2 separate regions of the Homo sapiens genome follow, and region 2 is linked to region 1. The links are chromatin loops, found by intact Hi-C in ENCODE. Cell type or tissue: Calu3. All regions are shown on one strand. Links, peaks and the distances in the headings refer to the core of each region. The heading gives the core; the rest is flanking DNA.

The links. Hi-C counts contacts between places; a loop is a spot of excess contacts. Peaks named below come from ENCODE experiments on the same cell type or tissue, not always from the same donor. Only the 100,000 strongest peaks of a DNase experiment are listed, where the experiment ranks them.
Region 2: it touches region 1 in a loop (2.3-fold over the local background); 3 of 110 quality-filtered maps call a loop at or near these places.

The regions. Positions count from the first base shown.
Region 1 is chr5:51,682,506-51,686,919 of GRCh38, reverse strand. No RefSeq gene overlaps it. Among named protein-coding and RNA genes, the nearest start is that of ISL1, 300 kb to the right of the region's middle. RefSeq lists an enhancer at 716-1,300. In Calu3, for the core only: a CTCF peak has its summit at 1,956; no DNase peak of the experiment used is centred there.
Region 2 is chr5:51,962,575-51,966,988 of GRCh38, reverse strand. It overlaps LOC105378959 (a long non-coding RNA gene), which reads left to right and starts at 2,596. Exons shown (of 3, transcript XR_948315.2): 1 at 2,596-2,660; 2 at 3,914-3,988. In Calu3, for the core only: no CTCF peak of the experiment used is centred there; no DNase peak of the experiment used is centred there.

The sequences.
Region 1 (4,414 bases), core at 259-4,258:
GATTGTGTTGAGTTGCAAATGACTATTACACTCAAAGCACTTAGAATTATTCCCTGGCTCTGGTAAGTACTAGGTAAGTGTTAGCATTTTTATTAGCATAGATTGCATCCATATTATGCTATATATTTCGCATTGTAAATTTTTATTGCCTAATTTACCACTCTGCTTTCAGTTCTAGAATAAACTGCAAACCTGCTATAAGTTATTCACTCTGCAGTTACACTGGCACAATATTTACACAGGCCCTGGTCACTATTTCTTACAATCAAATTCCTTTGATACAAAGCTCAGGTTAAAACTGAGCAAGACCCTGCAGGTGTAACTTTGTGCTACCTAAACAAAAGAGATGAATAGATGAGGTGTCTGAGTATGTCTAGACAGAAACAGAATCAGAGAAACAAATGATCTGGGGCATCATATGTCATACTATTACAAGGCCGATTTGTCAGTATACTATACTTGGTGGAATATTGGATTTTGAGGAAAGAAAGGAAATGGTAAAGTAACATTGGTTAATTCACTGCAAGTATTCCATGTATTAGGTTTAACACAGATTTAAATAACAATAGCATGAAAAAAGGAAATGGAGCTACATATCATTGACATTGAATAGTAGCTCTGTTTTGGGAAGGTTATTTTATCTTTTAATGGTGCCAGGTGTAAGATACAAGGAAGACATTCCTGAAGGACATTGCAAGAAACAATAGAAATTCTTAAACAGAGAAACTCCTTGAACACTAGAAATAACCAGGATGATTTGTTGCCTTTCAGTATACAATATCCATTTGTTAACAGTGAGCAAGAATTAGTTCCACAAGCAATTAGTGCAATAACTTCCACTAATCTTGATCTGTTGCACCCTACAATTTGCTCTTAATATTAAATAAAATATTAAAATGTGTGACTGTTTTTATATCATCAACCTTAAAAATCTCACTAAGTTATTTTAATCAATATACTTGTTTTAAGTAAAAGCCATTTAATCTCCTGACTTATACATTAACCTTCCATTAAGTATTAGTGAAGAAGTTAAATGTACCTTAGTCAATAATGCTAATGCAGGAACTGTTGTATTACCTATGGAGAAATGCGTATTCATATTATGTTAAAGTGGCTATCCTTAACGATTAACCATTATGTGTTAGGAAACTGATAATAAATTTGAAATATTCCATGATAAAATGAATTATAATGTTGAAACTGAGTTCTCTGTACTGTAATAATTTTGAAATGAGGTCATCTGCTTCTTCTGGTCAGTGCCTTTTAAGGCAATGATATTGAAGTGATGAAGACACCCTCGGTGACACTTTAACCTCACCTTGCGGTTTCACATCTTGGTGGGTAATAAATGAGGCTGCTAATTGAAACTGAAATGTATGAATCTATTGCATGGTAGTGTTTTAGCAAGCACTCTTTTTGTTTAAATAATGTGCCAATATCTGTAAGCTGCTTACTGTATGTAGAATTTCTTCTACCTCAAAACCATGTTACACATTTTGGTCTATTTCTTTATCAAGAAATGATATTCATTTTCAATCTCCCTTCCAGCACATTCTTCTATTTCTCTAACATTCTTCTGCAAATTTCCTCCCCACCAAAATCTTATTTTATGGTAAGAGTATTAATATAAATTCTAATGGGTTTGCAAGACCACACAAATGCATTTGCTTTCTCATTGAGGAAAATTTATGTACCTAGGTAAAAAGCTGCTTACTAGATAGGCAAGGAAAATATGTAGACTCTAAATTTTCCAGATATCTCCTTCCACTGTTGCAATTAAAAATGAAGATGCTTATTCATCATTACAATTCCATATCCATAAATTTTCTTCCATGTTTGTATTTGACATAACAAATATGATTTCATAACTTAAGCAAAAAAATAACTCAATGTCAGCAAGTTGTCAAAATCATCTCAAATTAAATGGCTTATTGCTCTTGTCTTTGCCACCTGTAGGTGTCCTTGCAGTACCTCAGGAGAAGAGGCTAATATTTTGAAATATTTTTATATATGTGTGTGTGCGTTTCGTATATTTTCAGTTTATTAAGAAAAGTGCATAAAGTCTACATAACCCACTAAAATTGTGTCTTAACTTCTTTAAGACAACAATAGCCTTTTAATTTATTGATATAAAGGAACAAAACAGAAATTAATGTCTACTCTGATATTTAGTAAAATGTTTAAACCCATGGTGCCATTTTTTGCCTAATAATTTGTTTAAAACTATTCTGAGGCTGATGTTAACTCAATAGTTGCCTTATTCTTTATGCCAATTGCTTAAGATCTCAGTTCCTCCCTGTGGGAAAATATTTTTCCCATATCTCTTGTATCATCAGTTAAATAAAAGTTATTACATTTAGAGTTACATGGTGTTTTAATCACTTATTTGTTATATATTATAACATGCATAACTCCAAAATCAAAACTAAGTTTTTACATTGCATTATTTTAGGAAAATCTTTGTTAATAAAGAATTCATTCTGGGCACTCATTTTTCATAACCATCACTACATAATTTTTATCCCATTTCAAGGTGGCCTATGTTACTTTTATTTCATTATACCCTTATCCATAAAAATACTCTGAAAACCTCTTGGAATTTCAAACTTGCAAATGTTTTTGACTTTAAGAAGAAAATAAGATAACCAACCAGGACATGAAAACTGTGTGTAGTATTTATAAACACGTTTCTTTTATAGAAGTACTCTGCATTATTTCATCAACCTAGTAAGCGTCATACTTACATTGAACACTAACTATGAGGCAAGCATAATTTTCAATTCATTTTAGCTTCACAATGCTGCTGGACATATCTACTATTTCTCCTCTTAAAAATGGGAAAATACAGGTACAGAGAAGTTAAGTTTGTTCCCCACAAAAGACACAGGAGGATTTGGTCAGGATTTGGAGCTGGGCCATTGACTCTTGAGTCAACGCTTATACAATACCCTGCATTCCCATGATGCACTGTAATGAAGTACTGTGGAGAAAGGTCTTATAATTATTGAAAGATTCTTCTTTAATATATATTTTTCTTTTACTGATGAACAGGTTTGAGCAATGATAAAATTATACACATAGAGAATCATCGTGGGCTAACTCTTACAGAACCGCCTTTCTTCCCCTAAATGGGAGAAGAAAAGCAGAGATTTCATTCTGTAACATTGTCTTTACCACAGGCTTTTATTCAACATAATTCACTTTTTAAAAATTTTGAGAAAAATCAAGCTGATGGGGATTCTCTTTACTGCATTCATTCCTTAGAAGGCTCTGTAAGCTACAAGACAGCAGAAAATAAGATCAAGGTAGACAAGTGTCCGCATACATATTTAGGGGAATAGAAACCAAACTTCATTCTAACCCAGTGGTAACCAAGTAATCAGTTACTGTCCAGGAAACAATGAGGATGAAATAGGCTGCTCCCAGAGACATAAGGCTGTGTGAGTAAAAAGGGAACGCTGACTCCTGGGCAGCATCTGGAAGGATGACAGAAACTAAAGACAAAAGGTTGTCCTCCCCTGATGCATTGGTACTTTAAATAACTGAACATCGCCCAAAAAAAAGCAAGGAATATGATCAACAAATGAGGGCCATCCATAAAAGGATAGGCTCAGCACATTAGGACAAGGTAGATACGGAGATAGGATATCACTGCAAACTCTAACATTATGAAAGGAGATGCAGGAGACATTTGTATAGGCTGAAAAAACTCAGGTGGAAAATAAAATGAAGTAAAACCTCATCTTAAACAGGCACATATATACAACTCTTTATAACTAAGAAATAATGAGGAAAATGTACATGGATAGAATGAGAGCTATTGGCAGAAGGTAAGAAGACTTCAGTGATAGTCTTAATTGCTTTATGTCATATATATCCTATCTGGCTTTCTACAAATCAGCTATGAGAGTTCCTTGCACAGACAGAATACCAAATCAGATGCACCATGTTTATACAGCATGATATTAATTATGCCCCTTGCTCCACAAATTTTCCAGTCTTATCTCCATCCACAGTTACATGAGTTTAACCCCAGGAATTCTCTTAGATTTTAAACAAGCTTATAGTTGCTTTGATGAGGTGAATCACACATATGCAAAATAAATAAATAAATAAAATGATTAAATGGAGGTAATAGAAAGGCAGAGAATTACAAGTGGTGAAAATGACCTATCGATTAAGGAATATGCATCTTTTCTATAAGCAACATATTTTAAAAATGATATTTATTACCAATAAAGTGAGCAAACTGATATATGTGTTGATTTTCATTGGTTGCCATGTTTTGGAAAATGACATAGTTTTCCTTTTTCTGTTTCTTCTATTAAATATTTTGTTAAGAACATGTGCCAGCAAATTCTTCTAACTACCTGCTGGTTGTAAGTTAAATACTTTTGCAGACTGCCTTGATTCT
Region 2 (4,414 bases), core at 141-4,140, 280 kb before region 1:
CAACTTTCTGAATTTTTTGTGAGTAGGCAAAATCTTATATAATAAATTCATAAAATCTAATGGTCAATTACGTCAAAGTAAAGTTTGTAATTAAATGATTAATTATTCATGCCAGAGGCTATAAATGCAGAAGAAAAAGTTACCTAAAATACAGCAAGTATACATTTCTCCTCTGGATACAACATTTTATCTTTTAATATAAAAAAAACTTCAGATTTCTGAGACTCAATAGGATTGGGGATATAAAAGTCCTGACTAACTAGATGTTTGTACATGGAGAAAGCAAGCGCCAACTCAGGGCTTTTGTAACCCATTTAACACACAATATAGTATGCAATTTATGAAATATCTTATACCTGCTTGAAACAAATTGGCCTTTATTTTTCAAAAGTTAGTCAGGTTTAATATACAAAATAAAGTATCAGGCTTTTGTTATTATAGTGAAAAACAATTAGATGTACAAAAATTTCATGACAAGATACTTTAGGTAATTTTATATTGCATCACTTAATAAAAAAGGAAAGAACTTGAAAAAGAAGAAATTACTTCAGCTGTTTGTGAAATATCAATTACATTAGCATATATTTTAAGAGTGCTTGTTATATGTGAGGCTATTAACATGTATTCACAGCTAACAATAAAATATTTGCTATTATAGCCAATTAACTTTTCTAGTGTAGAAATTGCACGCTGCCAACCCATGGGCTACCTTTACTTAGTAGTGATGTTTTGGGGTTTACACCATTTATACATTTTTGAAGGTAAAATTAGCATTTCAAATTGGGTTATTTCACAAGGAATTCTGGATTACCAGCTTTCCTAATATACTTTGGAAGATCTTGGAGACTTGGCCTTGAATGACTGAGTTGGGGTGTGTGAGACTGTGCCTTTAAGTGGAAAGTTCACTATGTAGTTTATCACATTCCCCATCACACCGTATTTTCTTACACCTGACTTATTTAACTTGTTCATAATTTATGCCTATCCCTGTAGCTATTTAAGTTTGTGAGTCCTGCTGCAAAATAGATTATTTATCTAGATGATGTCTAAATCCTCAGAATGATTGCCGGATGGTGGTAACATTTTTAATATATAGTAAGTCATATATATTCTTAGATTAACAAAACATACCCATAAGTCAATATTTTTCCCACCTTTTTTGGGAAAAGTACAAAAGGGAATGACAATACTTCATTTAGCTCTTCAATCACAAGGAAGTTTTATAAACTCCATTTGCCATGAAAACTTCTTGGGTGGAAGATTTCTAGGAAAATGATTAATAAGAAGTAGTGATCGTAGAGAAAACTTAATATAATACCTGTATTCATTGTGTATATCCTAAGACAGCTAAAGGCAAATATTATTTTCCCAGGAAAACTGTTTTTAAATTACAGATTATATAAAATATATGAGGACAGAGAACCACAAATGAGTGAAAGAAAATAAAAATACTTCACCTCCTCCCTGTACAAACCTTACCATTCATTTTAGCCATACAACATAATTTAATCCTTATATTTATTGTTTTTTGCATTGTTATTCTAATTTAAAAAACAATTTGTAGTTGCAAAATAAAGTACAATGTGGAATAAGGTCATTAAAATGCAGAAAAACATAAACACAAGGGCACAGGCATCTTAGTTGATTCAATTGTATTTGTGCACTGAATTTAGAACTGTATTTTGTTGCATCTACAACAAAAAATGTGTATATATGTGTAGAGACTTGATAACCAATTCAAGAATGTATGCAAATGTATCTAAACAAACATTTCTTCATAAAACTCAAAGGTGGGTATACCATGTGATACGTTATTGATAGTGAGTTTTGACAATATGTCAAAAATGATAACAAAAATGAAATAATGAAAGCTGAAACAAGTGTAACAGGCAGAATTCTAAGATGGCCCCTATGATTCCCTCTCCCAGATGTATATTCTCTGTATAATCCTCTCCACTTGACTGTGAGTATAATGGATTTTAATCTCATGATTAAGTTATTCTATAGGGCAAAGGTGAAAGGATTTTGCAGACGTCATTAAAAAAACAAGACTATTGACTTTGAGTTAATCAAAAGGTTATTCCAAGTGGGCCTGATCTAATCAGGTGAACCCTTAAAAGGGACTGGGCCCTTCCTAAAGGAAGAGCGTTGAGGCACCACCTCAGAGAATCTCCTGCTAGATTTGAGGAAGTAAAGTACCATGTTGTGAGAGGCCCTGCAGAGAGGACTATGCAGTAAAGAGTCTGCAAGACTTAAAGCATCAGCTCTGGCTGATGACTAGCAAGAAAATGTGGACTTCAGTCCTATAACCATGATTAACTGAATTCTGCCAACAACCAGAGGGCTTGAAAGAAGACTCAGAGCATCATATGAGCTTGCAGCCCAACCAACACCTTGTTTTCAGCCTGGTGTGACTCTGAGCTGAGAGCATAGCTAACCCATTTCTGGAATCTTGACCTATGGAACCTGTGACGTAATAAAGAGGTGTTGTTGTTTAAGGCTGTAAATGTGTGGTAAATTGTTATGCAGGAATAGAAGACAAATACAATAACATAGAGTTTATTTCTCTTTCATGTGAAAGTAGCCTAGAGATGCGTAATCCAGGACTAATCTGTTGTCTGAGTCATCAGGATCCTTATCTTGCTGCTTCGCCATTCTTAGTATGTCACCTCATGGTACAAAATGGTGCCTCAAAATTGAGCCATCACATCTACTAGTAGACAGTAGGAAAAATGAGGGTAAAAAGTAGGCATATCCATTTTCCTCTGAGAATTCTGGGAATCACAAAACACTTGTGATGTTATCTCCTTGGCCATTATTTAGCTACATGGCATGTGCAGTTGTGTAAAGGAATGATTTTGACAGTCTGAAGAAACAGAAAATTAGCATGTAACTGGCAGATCTATCTCTTTTAAATGAAAGCTATCTTTAGAGAATAGATTCTAACAAATCTGTGGTTATTCTATTATTTTGAAAGAGGAATTCCTATGCTTTACAAATTATATTATATGCGAAGCTCAGACTTCATATTAAATCACAGTTTCACAACTTAATATATGGCTTGAGAGTCAAGTAAGTTTGTTTTTGTAACCTGTAAAATTGAGGCAATTATTCCAATGTATAGGCACTCTTAGATTAAGTGAAAATACATAGAGGTATAGGAGGTGAAGGTGCCAATTATGCAATGTTACAATACAGTATGGTTGCTGCATTCACTTACTAAGGAGTATGGGTCATCAGGTTGCCCTACTGAGTGAAGAATACTATTTTTCAGCATTTGGACAAATATATAATTAAACTCACAGATTACTGCAATATGTAACATGAATAGGAAAAAAAACTAAAGAGAAGGTGTTTTTAATCCATCACTTTGTCCATTATTTTCCTAATACTGTAGGAAAATGAAATGGAATTCCAGTAGACTTGAGTATCAAAAGTATCACTACATAAATTAACAAAATAATCTATTCAATAAGGCCACTTAAGACAGCTAATTTAAATATTAAAGAATATCTCTTAAGAGTAATGAATTATGGTAAATGGATACTCTGTTGATTCTCATTCTCAATTTCCATATGGATTGCTTAACCAACTATTTCAACTGCGACTTAAGGTTGCTTGCTCTTGTCTGTATGTAGTTCTGTTAACACTGAGAAGGCCTAAATTTCCTATTTGCTAGTGCTGGTAGGTATTTGCCTAATTCCTTATTAGATGGTACATATTTTGTTCACTGAGGTTAAAATGAAATTAGGGGGAGATCATTAAGACAGAGCTCCATTTTCTTTATGTGAAATATTTACATCAACTGTTTCATTCCTCAACAATCGTTTCTCTGATTTTAGCTGTAGTATCAGGAAATAGTCTTTAAAAATGTATTAATGAACTGAAAATTATATCAGGCTTTGCGATTCAGATTTCAGATACTTCCTGTAAGTTGAATCAAATCTGACAAGAGGTTTATGAATGCTACAAATACATATGCCACCATGTAAGTATTCATTATTCTCAATTAATTGCTGTATAAGATGAAATAATGTACAGCTAACAATCAGAATTAGAGCCACGTTACACCAAACTTGGTTCTTTCTCACACAAAATATGAAATTAAATGATCTAATATGGTGATTGATTTTAGAAGAAAGGTAATATGTTTTGAGGGGATTTACAGAGGACTAATTGATCATATATATTTTGAATTAATATGTGTGTAAATTGATAGTATTTCTGTTGAATAATATATATACACATATATAGTTGTGCATATATATCTATATATGTATATGTATTTATATATGTGTATATGCATATACACATATATCTTATAGACATCTATATATGTACTTGTGTACTACATGTGTTCTCATTTCAAGAACAATAGCAATAGCAAATTCTTTTGTAACAAAAGCAAAGAGAA